3 separate regions of the Homo sapiens genome follow, and regions 1 and 2 are each linked to region 3. Evidence: chromatin contacts called from ENCODE Hi-C or POLR2A ChIA-PET data. All regions are on one chromosome and are shown on one strand. The core of a region is the stretch at or near the end of the contact, and the rest is flanking DNA. Distances in the headings are between cores, read along the strand shown.

Region 1 (3,590 bases), core at 535-3,034, 73 kb after region 3:
CACAGCCAGAGGGGATTCCGGGGCTCCCAGGGGACAGCATGTGGGGCCTGAGATGGAAGCAGCACAGGAGGGAAGAGCTGAGAGCCAGAGAGAGAGAGAGCAGGAGAGAGCACGGCGGAGAGAGAGAGAGAGCCAGAGAAAGAGAGAGGAGAGAGGAGAGAGCAGGGGAAAGAGAGAAGGAGAGAGGTGAGAGCAGGGGAGAAATAGGAAAAAAGAGAGCAGGAGAGAGCCGGGAAGAGAGAGAGAGAGAGAGAGACCAGGAGAGAGAAAGAGAGCAGGGGAGAGACAGAGAGAGAGAGATGGAGTGAGAGAGAGAGAGAACGTCCTGGAGATGTCTCTAGAGGCCAGAACACAGCCATACCTGAAACCAGCTAGAATAACCTAGATTTCTTCACTATGTGAGCCAACACATTCCCGGGCATCTGCTGATTGGCATCAGGGTTTCTGATGCTCCACAGAGAACTGCCCCCAGCTGTTTGCCCTCTCCTGACTGTGGACAGCTGAGCTGGGCATTTGTCCTGCCAGCTGTGACCCCAGACCCTCCTATCTGGTGACACAGCGCGTCTGAATGTAGCAAGGGTGAAGTCACCTACCGTCAATTACTCTAATGACCTTTTATGTATTAAAAAGTAAAACATTCCCAATCTGTGGCACTTGGGTATTTAGGAAAACATTACTTGTCACACCACAGAAAACCGTGGTGACACAAAGGTGTGCTTCAGCGCCATGGAGAAGAGCAGAGCGAACCTGGCTCTAGTGCTGGGCTCTGGCGCTGCCGTGAGCACGTGCTCACCACACGTCCTTGTCGTCTTCTCCGGGGAGAGCCCTGACTTATCCGAGGCAGCCACATGCCCTTCTATCCTGCTGGTTAGGACATAAATGTCCCTGCTGCACCCGGGGCTGCCTCTGTGGTGACGATGATGCCGAACCTCGGGTGGGGGAGGGAGGCTCAGAAGGGCCTGTGTCCCGAAGCCTGGACCTCCCGGCGCCCTGCCTGTGGGTTAGTTTCTGCATTAGTTGCTGATGTCCGTCTCTGGCACTTCCCACCAAGAGCCTGAACCCACACACCTGGGCTCAGTCCCCGAGACACGGGCCACGCGGCACCTGCTAGGGCTTCTGTGTTGAGATGGTTGCAGTGGACACCAGGAGAGTCGTGGGTGACAGTCGAGAAACTGCCCAAGAACAATCGCTCAATCCCGCTGGTTTAATCACACACTAAAAGCCTAGTCATTGAAAGAGGGTGACATCAGGTGGGGGTTCCCCTCCCCTCCCTGGGAAGGGAGCGCGGAGCTCACTTGTGGGTGCTGGATCCTCACGGCCTCCTCTGCTTCTAAAGGACGGGGGAGGCAGGAGAACAGGTGGGGCCCAGACTGGGGCGGGAGGAAGGTGGAGCAACCCCATGGCCTCCAGGGGACGGGGCGGGGAAGAGGTGGGGCCCAGACTGGGGCGGGAGGAAGGTGGAGCAACCCCATGGCCTCCAGGGGATGGGGCAGGGAAGAGGTGGGGCCCAGACTGGGGGATGAGGAAGGTGGAGCAACTCCATGGCCTCCAGGGGGGATGGGCAGGTGGCTCTGGGATCCCCCCTCCCCCAGGCAGCCACTGGACTAATGCAGGGGAGGGGAAGGGAAGGGAAGGGAGGGGAGGGGAGGGGAGGGGAGGCCAGGCTCTGCCCCAGGAGGCGACGGGGGGTCAGGACCAGATGTGGAGGGAGCCCCAGGAGGGAAGCGCTCAGCCCCAGCGAGGCTGGGAGTGTCCTTGTCGTCTGTAACCGAGTTCCTTGTCATCCAGCATCCAGCACGTCTGGGCTAGGGCACCCTTGACTGCACGTGACAGAACCACATGGGGTGTTGTGTTGTGGTGCTGCTGTCATGGCGTTGTGGTGTGCTGTGTGGTTGATGCTGTGTTGTTATGTTGTGGTGTGGTGTGTGGTGGCGTTTTGAGTTATATTGTTGGTGTGGTGAAGTGGTGTGTGGTGTATATTGTTGATGTTGATGTGTTACATTGTGGTGTGCTGTGTGGTTGATGCTGTGTTGTGATGTCATGGTGTGGTGTGTGGGGGTGTTTTGAGTTATGTTGTTGGTGTGGTGATGTGGTGTGTGGTGTATATTGTTGATGTTGTGTTACATTGTGGTGTGCTGTGTGGTTGATGCTGTGTTGTGATGTCATGGTGTGGTGTGTGGGGGTGTTTTGAGTTATGTTGTTGGTGTGGTGATGTGGTGTGTGGTGTATATTGTTGATGTTGATGTTGTGTTACGTTGTAGTGTGCTGTGGTGTGTGGTGCTGTTTTGGGGTTTTCATGGTGTGGTGTGTGGTGTGTATGGTTGTATATGTTCTTGCTGTTGTATTGTGGTGTTGTGTTATCTTGTTGAGGCAGTGCTGTTGATGGTGTGGTGTGCGGTGTTGTTTTGTGTTATGTTGTGGTGTGGTGCTGGTGTTGTGTGGTTGTAACTGAGGATGTCTGAGCTCGTCTGGAAGGAGACAGTGGAGCTGCCCAGGCCCAGGGCTGAGGATGGGCTGTGGCCAGGGTAGGTCCTCAGCTGAGCGAGGTGAGGAGCCCCTGAGTCTGGTATGTAACACAACTGTTGTGTTGTGTTGTTATGTTGTTGGTGTGCTGTGTCTCTGTCCACACTGGGCAGATGGTCCTGGGGACACTCCTGGAACTTCCTGGCTCCCGACATTCCCAGCCTCTGCTCTTGGGAACGGTCCAGGCTGGACCTGGTGTGGGACAGAAGCCAAGTCTGTGCCAGTCTTCAGCGGGACCACCCTTAGGGTGAGCACGTTCCCCTGGAGAGCCCTGTCTTTGTCTGTGGATTTCTGGGTGGGGCCGTGCCTGGCGCTAGGAGGTGAGCTGGGCCCAGGCCTGGGGGCAGCTCTGCGTCCCCACCACCTTCGTCCCACCCATGGGCTCCAGAGCTTCTCTCCTGCACCGATGGGTCAGCGGCCGCCACCTCGATTTCTACATCTCCTCTCCAGAGCCCAGTCCTTCAGCCTGCAGACGAGAAAAATCAATGCCCAAGTCTTGAAAGGGTTGAAGAGAAAGCCTATTGCGTGTCAGAACATGTTAAGTCTCCCTCCAAATGGAGCTGCAACAGGGCACAGTCCTGCCCGGGAAGGGCTCCTCCCACCCGCGGGGATGCTGTCTGACTCCAGCACTCATGTGGGGGGACCCACGCCCAGGGCTGGGACACACTGGGACCTGGGCTGACCCTCAGCACCTGAGGATATCTGAGCTCCTCTGGAAGGAGACGGCCGAGCTGCCCAGGCCCCAGCTCTGCCGAGGGCTGAGGATGGGCTGCAGCCGGGACAGGTGCTCAGCTGAGCAAGGCGGGGAGCCCCTGAGTCTGGAAACAGCCACTCAGCATCATTAAGGGTGTTGTGTCATCCTCAACGTAGATAATGACGATGGCACTGGCAGCTGCTTCCCTCCTTTCAGGCACTCTGGAAGCACCATTTCTAATCCCCTCCGCAGAGCCCACAGGCTGGGACTCTGAGACCGGTTCCTTCTTTATCAAACCTCTCCCATCCGCAGCGGGAGGCTGGGACGGCAGGTAGCGTCCTCCTTGTGGGGCTCACATCGAGGATGGTGACTA
Region 2 (3,449 bases), core at 289-2,788, 97 kb before region 3:
CTTTTTGTCTCTGTAACCCCAAAGTGCATCCCAGCACCAGGACTCAGAAGCCCTCAGGAAATGAACATTGAAAGAATGAGTGAATGAATGAATGATGAACAAATGGATGGACGTGCAAAACTGCTGCACACGGATCTGGCACCTCCCTGGAGGAGGTGAGACACGGCCATAATGAGCTTCCTTGTCAAGAGCCCAAGAGCCTGGCAATGACAGCTCCTGGCAATGGGTGCCTATAAAACCCAGAATTGTTTCAGCACTTCGGCTCTCAGAGAAACTGCAGCCAGCTTGTTCTCATAAGACTAATGCAATAAAAATAAAACACCTGTTTCTGGGAAACAAAAATATCATGCATTATTCAGCTACCATCTTTAGATCCTGGGAAACTGTATCTGAAAGGATCAATCACTGAGAAATAGGTACCAAAATGTGCTACTTTTAAAGTGATGGTCTGTTGTTTCTTAAAATGAACAACAAAAGATCTTTGGGGAACAGGCCTAGCTGAAGCTCTCTGAGGACTCTCAACATAGGCAGAGCTGCCAGTGTCCCTGGTCAAACACAGAAGGAGAGGGGTCCCTGGATCTGGAGGAGGCTCTGGGCAGGGGGGATCGTAGCGAAGATGCGCTTTCCTCTCTGATGCCATGACCCCCTTCTGTTTCCCCAAGGCCAGCCCTGGTCTGGGGGGCTCCAGCCTTCCCACATCCACCTGCTCCTGGGTGCACTTCCGTGGGGCTCTCACCCTCACAGCCCGCCCCCAGGATCCCAGATCCCACTCATACAACCCGAACATTCTCTGCTTCTTTCTCGGGAGTCTGGAATCATGATCAGTAAGTCTAGACTTTTTTTGAAAATGCCAATGCCAAAGCCAAAGCCAGGCCATGGGGCCCAAGGAAGCATTCCTCTCATCCTCCTCTGAATACTGGGCATGGAGAAAACCAGGAGACACAGACTCAGAAAGGGCCAAGTCAATTTCCTAAAGATGTTATAATTGCTCACTTCCCAGCTAGCTCTGATGCCTGCAAGCTCTTCACCAACCCCAGGAGGTGAGCGTCATGCAAATGATACCAATTTCCCACCCCCGTCCTGTCTCTGAATAGACAGGAAGTACATGAGTCAGTAGCATTTGACACTCACAGAGGAAGGTGCTGCTGAGAGAGGCCTGGGACAAGCAAGAGGAAGGAACAGACTCAGGGGAAGACTGTGAGGGTGGCATGTGGCAGAGCCGCCCACCAGCACCCAGACCACCTCCTAGGCCCTGTGCACGTGGAGACTGAGTGAGGACTTCCCAGAGTCTGCAGGTGGTGCCCACCCTGTCCTCCGAGGGAAAGTGAGACAGTCACCCCAGGCTGGGCTGAGCAGCCCACGGGTCGCTGCAACCCTCACACTGCACCTCACTATTCCCTAAAGGGCCCTGCAGGACTGGTTCCATCCCTTCTCTGGCCACATCTGTGTCAGGGATTCCAGGACCATCCCCAGGTTCAGAGACTCCCAGGACTCAGGCTGCAATTTATTACAGTGAAAGGACAACCTGCAAAAACAGCAAAGAGAAAGGCACAAGGGGAACCAGGCACAAGCTCCCAGAGTCCCCTCCCTGGGGAGTCACACAGCACATGTCTAATTCCCCAGCGATGAGATGTGACAACACATGTGAGTGCTGTCTATGAGGGACGCTCACTAGAGACTCGGCACCCAGGGTTTACTGGGGTCTGGTCACGTCAGCACCTGTGCCTGGCATAGTCCAAAATCCCAGCCTCTCAGAGGGAAAGCAGGTCCTCAGCATAAACCCTATTGTTTGCACACGCAGCCATTCAGTGAATCAGTGTGGGGGCCTGTTTATCGGCAAAGCTCCCAGGCCCCAGCTGAGGGCCAACCTTGCCAGCAGGCCTCTGCAGGGAGGGCATCTTTGGCCTTCATGGTTAATTCCTTCTGCACAAGTACCACCTCTGTCCCGCCCATGCTCACCGTCCCCAGCCACATGAGCTCCCACCAGCACCTTGACCTCCTGCAGGCTCAGCCTGGCACCGCTCCCAACTCCATCCATGCACAGCTGGCTCCTTGTTGGCATCCAGGGCTCAGATCAATGTCACCTCCCCACAGTCACCTCCTCCCCACAACCACCCAGTCTACAGTAGCCTGCGTCCTACGTACCACCACACAGCACAGTGTTAGGCCCTCCCCACACTGTTCTTAAATGTTCTTATTTGTTTACTACCTGTCCTTGCTGGGATGCCAGTTCCCAGAGAACAGGAGCCTGGTCTATACCCTCAGATCCTAACCAGTGTGTGCACATGATGAATGCACGTGTGATGGTTACTACTTAGTATCAACCTGATCGGATTGAAGGATACAAAGTATTGATCCTGGGTGTGTCTATGAGGCTGTTGCCAAAGGAGATTCACATTCGAGTCAGTGGGCCGGGAAAGGCAGACCCGCCCTTAATCTGGGTGGGCACCATCTAATCAGCTGCCTGCTCAGCTCAAATATAAGCAGGCAGAAAAATGTGAAAAGAGAGACCGGCCTAGCCTCCCAGCCTACACCTTTCTCCCGTGCTGGATGCTTCCTGGATGATCCCTTGAACTGGACTTGGACTTGGACTGGCTCTCCTTGCTCCTCAGTCTGCAGACGGCCTATTGTGGGACTTTGTGATCGTGCGAGTTAATACTTAATAAGCTCCCCTTTATCTATCTATCTATATATATATATATATATATATATATATATATATATATATATATGTTTGTGTGTGTGTGTGTGTGTGTGTGTCTGTATTCCACTAGTTCTGTCCCTCTAGAGAACTCTAACACAGCACATAAGAAGACGGGTGTTCATGAATACCTGAGTGAATGAAATTAAAAGTGTTCTGGGAACTGAGATGTTAATACACTCCTGTGTTGGGATTGTTCTCAGAGGACCCGGCTGTAGCATTCACAGCAAGGTGAGGCATCCCAGGGCCATGCTGCCTCTGGCCTCACTTCCTGCTCCTCTGCCCCTCACTCTGCATGCCCAGCATCTGAGCCCCTGACTGCCCCCCTCCCTAAAACCTTCATCTGCCCAAGGTCCATGCCCTGGCTGTCCACGGGGCTAATGTGTGCCTTTATGTTTGCTCACATATCACCTCAGCAAGCCCTTGCCTGACCAGGTAATTTAAATGGAACTTCCTCAGCCCTGACGGCCTCATCCACCCCTGAACAGTGCCATGGCTGTATTCACCCAAGGCACATTCAGGCTTCTAACAGTTTTAATACTTATTTATGATGGGCATCATTTCTCTGTCATCCCTGACTAGAATGAAAGCTCAAATAAAGCAGTGACTTTAACAAATCCCCAGTGAGTCTTCCATAAATATTTGCTAAGTTGGTGAAGGACTCCTCGGTAGCAGGGCCACACACACACACGTCCTGACTCACAGAGTATTGAGAGGATTAACTGAGATGACGGTAGATCAAAGGCTA
Region 3 (3,553 bases), core at 881-3,380:
ATTTTTATTGGGTTTTGTTTGTTTTTTGTTTTTTGAGACAGAGTCTCACTCTGTTGCCCAGGCTGGAGTGCAGTGGTGCGATCTTGGCTCACTGCAACCTCCACCTCCCAGGTTCTCCTGCCTCAGCCTCCCGAGTAGCTGGAATTACAGAGGCCCAAGACCACGTCCAGCTAATTTTTGGATTTTTAGTAGAGATGAGGTCTCACCATGTTGGCCAGGCTGGTCTTGAACTGCTGACCTCAAGTGATCTGCCCACCTCGGCCTCCCAAAGTACTGGAATTACAGGCGTGAGCCACCATGCCCGGCCCCAGGTTATTTTTTAATATTTTTGATCTGAGGTCCAAGGACATGGGGCCTATGGATATGGAGGGCCACGTCCATCTGTTTCCCCTCTCAGATTCTTCCCAGTCACCCTCTCAAACTTGCCAGTTGGTATTCTATTCCGGTTTAACTCTGGCATTAACTCATCTCAACCTAATCTCAGTGGAATCATAGAGGTAGATTTTGGATCCGACATTACCTGGGGGATTCTGTGGGAGTTAGGAGGAAGAGAAGTGAGTGTTTGTACAATCCACTGACAGCTATTCCTGTACTGCCTGTGTCTTCATTGTTTTGAATTTCTGTTTCATTTTCTATTTTTAAGCCTGTCTTGAGTCAGTTGAAATCAGATTAGCTGTCCTCTGAAGTTCCTTCCAGTTCTGAGAATCTGTGATTTCATTTAATATTAAACAGACTTGTGAGCAAACATGAAGGATGCGGAGGTATTTTATGAACTATAAACATACCAACACCAGTATGAGATTACTAATTCAACCTTTGTGTGTCTTGTGTATTCACACGGAGTACAGGTGCCTCAGGGAAGGGACCCAATGGTGTTGGGTCACCGGTTTCAGTGCATGCTCAGTATGACAGCCATAAGATCTCACTTTGCATGCAGTGGCTGGTCGGGTGCGGTCATCCGTGGTCACACTGCACCAGGGATGCCTTCAGGAAGGCTGTTCAGACCTTACAGAGGCATCTTCCCCTACACACAGAATTCCTTTTCTTTCTCACACACATGGTCCTTCAAGTTGTTTTCCAGACTTTTTTGTGTATAGGCCACGGATTCCAGCAGTGGTGGAGGGTGAGTCACTGTCACCGGTGGTAATTTATCATAGTTACCATGTTGGGAGGTTAGGAGGGGCTGGTTGTCATTCATCCATCCTCAGATTGTTTTTGTGATTTCTCTCAACATCAGTAGGTTGGGGTTTTTTTGATGAATTGTGTTTGTTTGTTTGTTTTTCTACCTTCCAAAAGTCTTTGTGGGATACTTCATTTTGGCTCTTTCATGTGTCTGGATGGTCTGACATTTTTGTTTTATTACAAAATTGAGCGGTAGAAACTGTAAATGAAGAATTTCACTCTTAGAAATGTCCAGCAAAGATCATTTAAATAGGTGAATAAAGAATTGAAGGTCCTCAGTTAGTAACATTACAGTCCTAGCATAAATTCTTCCTTAATTTTCATCTATGATGGGTTAGCTCTGATTAAAAATACCACTGGGGCTTGCGATTTTTACTTCTCTTCAGTTGCATTCGATATCAATTTTGTTTTAATTGTTTTATTTACATTTCATAGGAAATCAATGCAATGGACAAATGAGAGAGAAGCAAAAACACATTAATGGCATTTGTTTTTGCCATGTGACCATTTGAAGCAATTCTGGGAATAAACAGTTTAAAATCTGTTACTGTTTAGAATTAAATACTTTATATTTGGCATGTACTGCCTTCGTCTGATTTCTGCGTTGTTTCCATGGAAACGCGCATAATTTATGTGAAAGCGCCACACCATGTGTGATCACTTATGTTTAAGCCCAGTTTGGGATATTGTCTCTCGTATCCCCACACCTCCTCACCACTATTTTGTCTTTGATATGGAGCAGGTGTTGGCGAATGCAGCAACATCACTAAGGCAAGTTCCACCATAGACAACGCAGATATTTTGCTTGGAGAGTTTCTGCTTTTAAAATCTTTGGGGGAGCCAAGCCAACACCCCATGTTCACTCTGACACGTGGCTTCTGTGGTTCTGCGGGAACAGAAACACGCAGTTCCAGGACGGGCCTCCAGGGGGAGGTTGGGGCCGCCCTTCCTGCTCAGCCTGCAACCGACTCCTCCCGCCAGACAGGCTGTGGTCAGAGACACAACAGGAAAATCAAATTTGTTGATTTTCCAAACAAAAAGAAGTTGGTTTGTTTTTTGTATTTTACAGGTTTTTTTTCTACTTCGATAGCATTTTGGTGGTTTTTGTTACATGCATGAATTGTGTGGTGGTGAATTCTGAGATTCTAGTGCCCCCGTCACCCAAGGGGTGTCCATTGTCCTAGCGTGTAGGTCTTTTTATCCCTAGCCCCATCCCGCCCTCCTCCTTCTGAGCCTCTAGAGCCCATTACATCACTCCGTACGCCTTCGCGTAGTCAGCCTAGCTCCCTCTGACAAGTGAGAACATGTGGTTTTGGTTTTCCACGCCTGTGTTCCTTCACTTAGAATAATGCCCCCAGCTCCGTCCGAGTTGCTGCCCATCGGCTACTGAATGGATAAAGAAAACGTGGTGTCTATACACCAAGGGGTACTACTCAGCCATTAACATGAATGCAATACTGTCTGTTCCAGCAGCTTTTTGAGGAAGGCTAGCGCACCTAGCTAATCCATCTGAAGCCTAATGCTGTGCTCTGTTGTCTCAAAAATCAGTACTTGGAGGCAGGAATGTGGCTGCCTGCAGCAAACCATGAGAGACTCTGGGGACCTCGCTGTGGGGTTTTGGTGGGAAGGCGGCCCCAAGCCATCCCTGGCTCCTTGGCAGCAATGCAGGGCATCCCAGGGAAGCGGCTGGTGACGCTGGCACCTTTGATCATGAGAGAAGGGCGGTGGGGCCATCATGGAAAGCTTTAGAGAACTCAGCTACAAAACAGGAGATGTGGGCCTTGTGTTCCCATAGCCTTAAGAGCGGCATGAAAGAAACAGCCGTGGCTTCACCTGCCCAACGGGTAGGGAACAAGGCATGAAAAGACAACATTGTAGCCCTGTTGGTGGAGGCCCTCTCTGTCTTCGTCCACGAATGTGAAGCTTCTGATGGTCAACCTCAGAAATTAATCAAGAGCCTGCAGAGCTGCAGTGGGACAGGAGTGTCCCCCGTTTTATAGCCCATGGCAACACTGGGTCCGTTGGAGCAGGTTCGTCTGAAGGAGCTGGAGAGTGGCTGCCCGCAGTGGTCCCAGATCCCACCTGTCTATGAGGAGGCCACACCCTCCAGGGCACAGTTGACTGGACCTTTGATGACCTCTGACACAAGCAGGCCTCTCCCTGGCCACCTGGCCTGGGCGCCAAGAGTCTTGTTTCGGGTTGAGCCTGCCTCGTAAGCAAGATATGAGGAATCTCGGGGCTGTGTGCTGGGTGGGGAGCACCTTCTGCCTCATGGACAGAGGGGCAGAGAAGTCAGACCAGCAGAGGAAAGATGACAAAGCCACCTGCAAGGGAGAGCGGGGGCAGCCGGCCTCCTCTTCCTGGCACCCTC

What was found. Hi-C counts contacts between places; a loop is a spot of excess contacts on that map. ChIA-PET counts read pairs that join two places held with the same protein, here RNA polymerase II (POLR2A). Pooled maps may share reads with other maps.
Region 1: a map of naive thymus-derived CD4-positive, alpha-beta T cell shows a loop between it and region 3 (4-fold over the local background). The contact joins two enhancer-like sites. A Hi-C loop is called at or near these places in 3 of 168 maps with a recorded cell type or tissue (HUES64, IMR-90 and naive thymus-derived CD4-positive, alpha-beta T cell), 3 of 37 single-sample maps with no recorded cell type and 7 of 50 pooled maps.
Region 2: a loop to region 3 is called in a map of CD4-positive, alpha-beta memory T cell, with 17 times the contacts of the local background. The contact joins two enhancer-like sites. A Hi-C loop is called at or near these places in 2 of 168 maps with a recorded cell type or tissue (CD4-positive, alpha-beta memory T cell and naive thymus-derived CD4-positive, alpha-beta T cell), 5 of 37 single-sample maps with no recorded cell type and 11 of 50 pooled maps. POLR2A ChIA-PET finds 5 or more read pairs at or near these places in 1 of 52 experiments (activated CD4-positive, alpha-beta memory T cell).

What each region holds. Positions count from the first base shown.
Region 1 is chr12:131,680,912-131,684,501 of GRCh38, forward strand. All of the region lies in intron 1 of LOC105370087 (a long non-coding RNA gene), which reads left to right. Among named protein-coding and RNA genes, the nearest start is that of SFSWAP, 28 kb to the right of the region's middle. RefSeq lists a silencer at 1,370-1,519. Within about 2 kb of position 1,785, at least 2 of the 41 ENCODE cell types and tissues checked have a DNase peak (open chromatin) inside an H3K27ac peak, as active enhancers do.
Region 2 is chr12:131,510,398-131,513,846 of GRCh38, forward strand. The region is part of intron 1 of LOC101929974 (a long non-coding RNA gene); the gene reads right to left. Among named protein-coding and RNA genes, the nearest start is that of LINC02414, 140 kb to the right of the region's middle. RefSeq lists an enhancer at 819-868. Within about 2 kb of position 1,539, at least 3 of the 41 ENCODE cell types and tissues checked have a DNase peak (open chromatin) inside an H3K27ac peak, as active enhancers do.
Region 3 is chr12:131,607,106-131,610,658 of GRCh38, forward strand. No RefSeq gene overlaps it. Among named protein-coding and RNA genes, the nearest start is that of LINC02414, 39 kb to the right of the region's middle. RefSeq lists an enhancer at 540-729. Within about 2 kb of position 2,131, at least 3 of the 41 ENCODE cell types and tissues checked have a DNase peak (open chromatin) inside an H3K27ac peak, as active enhancers do.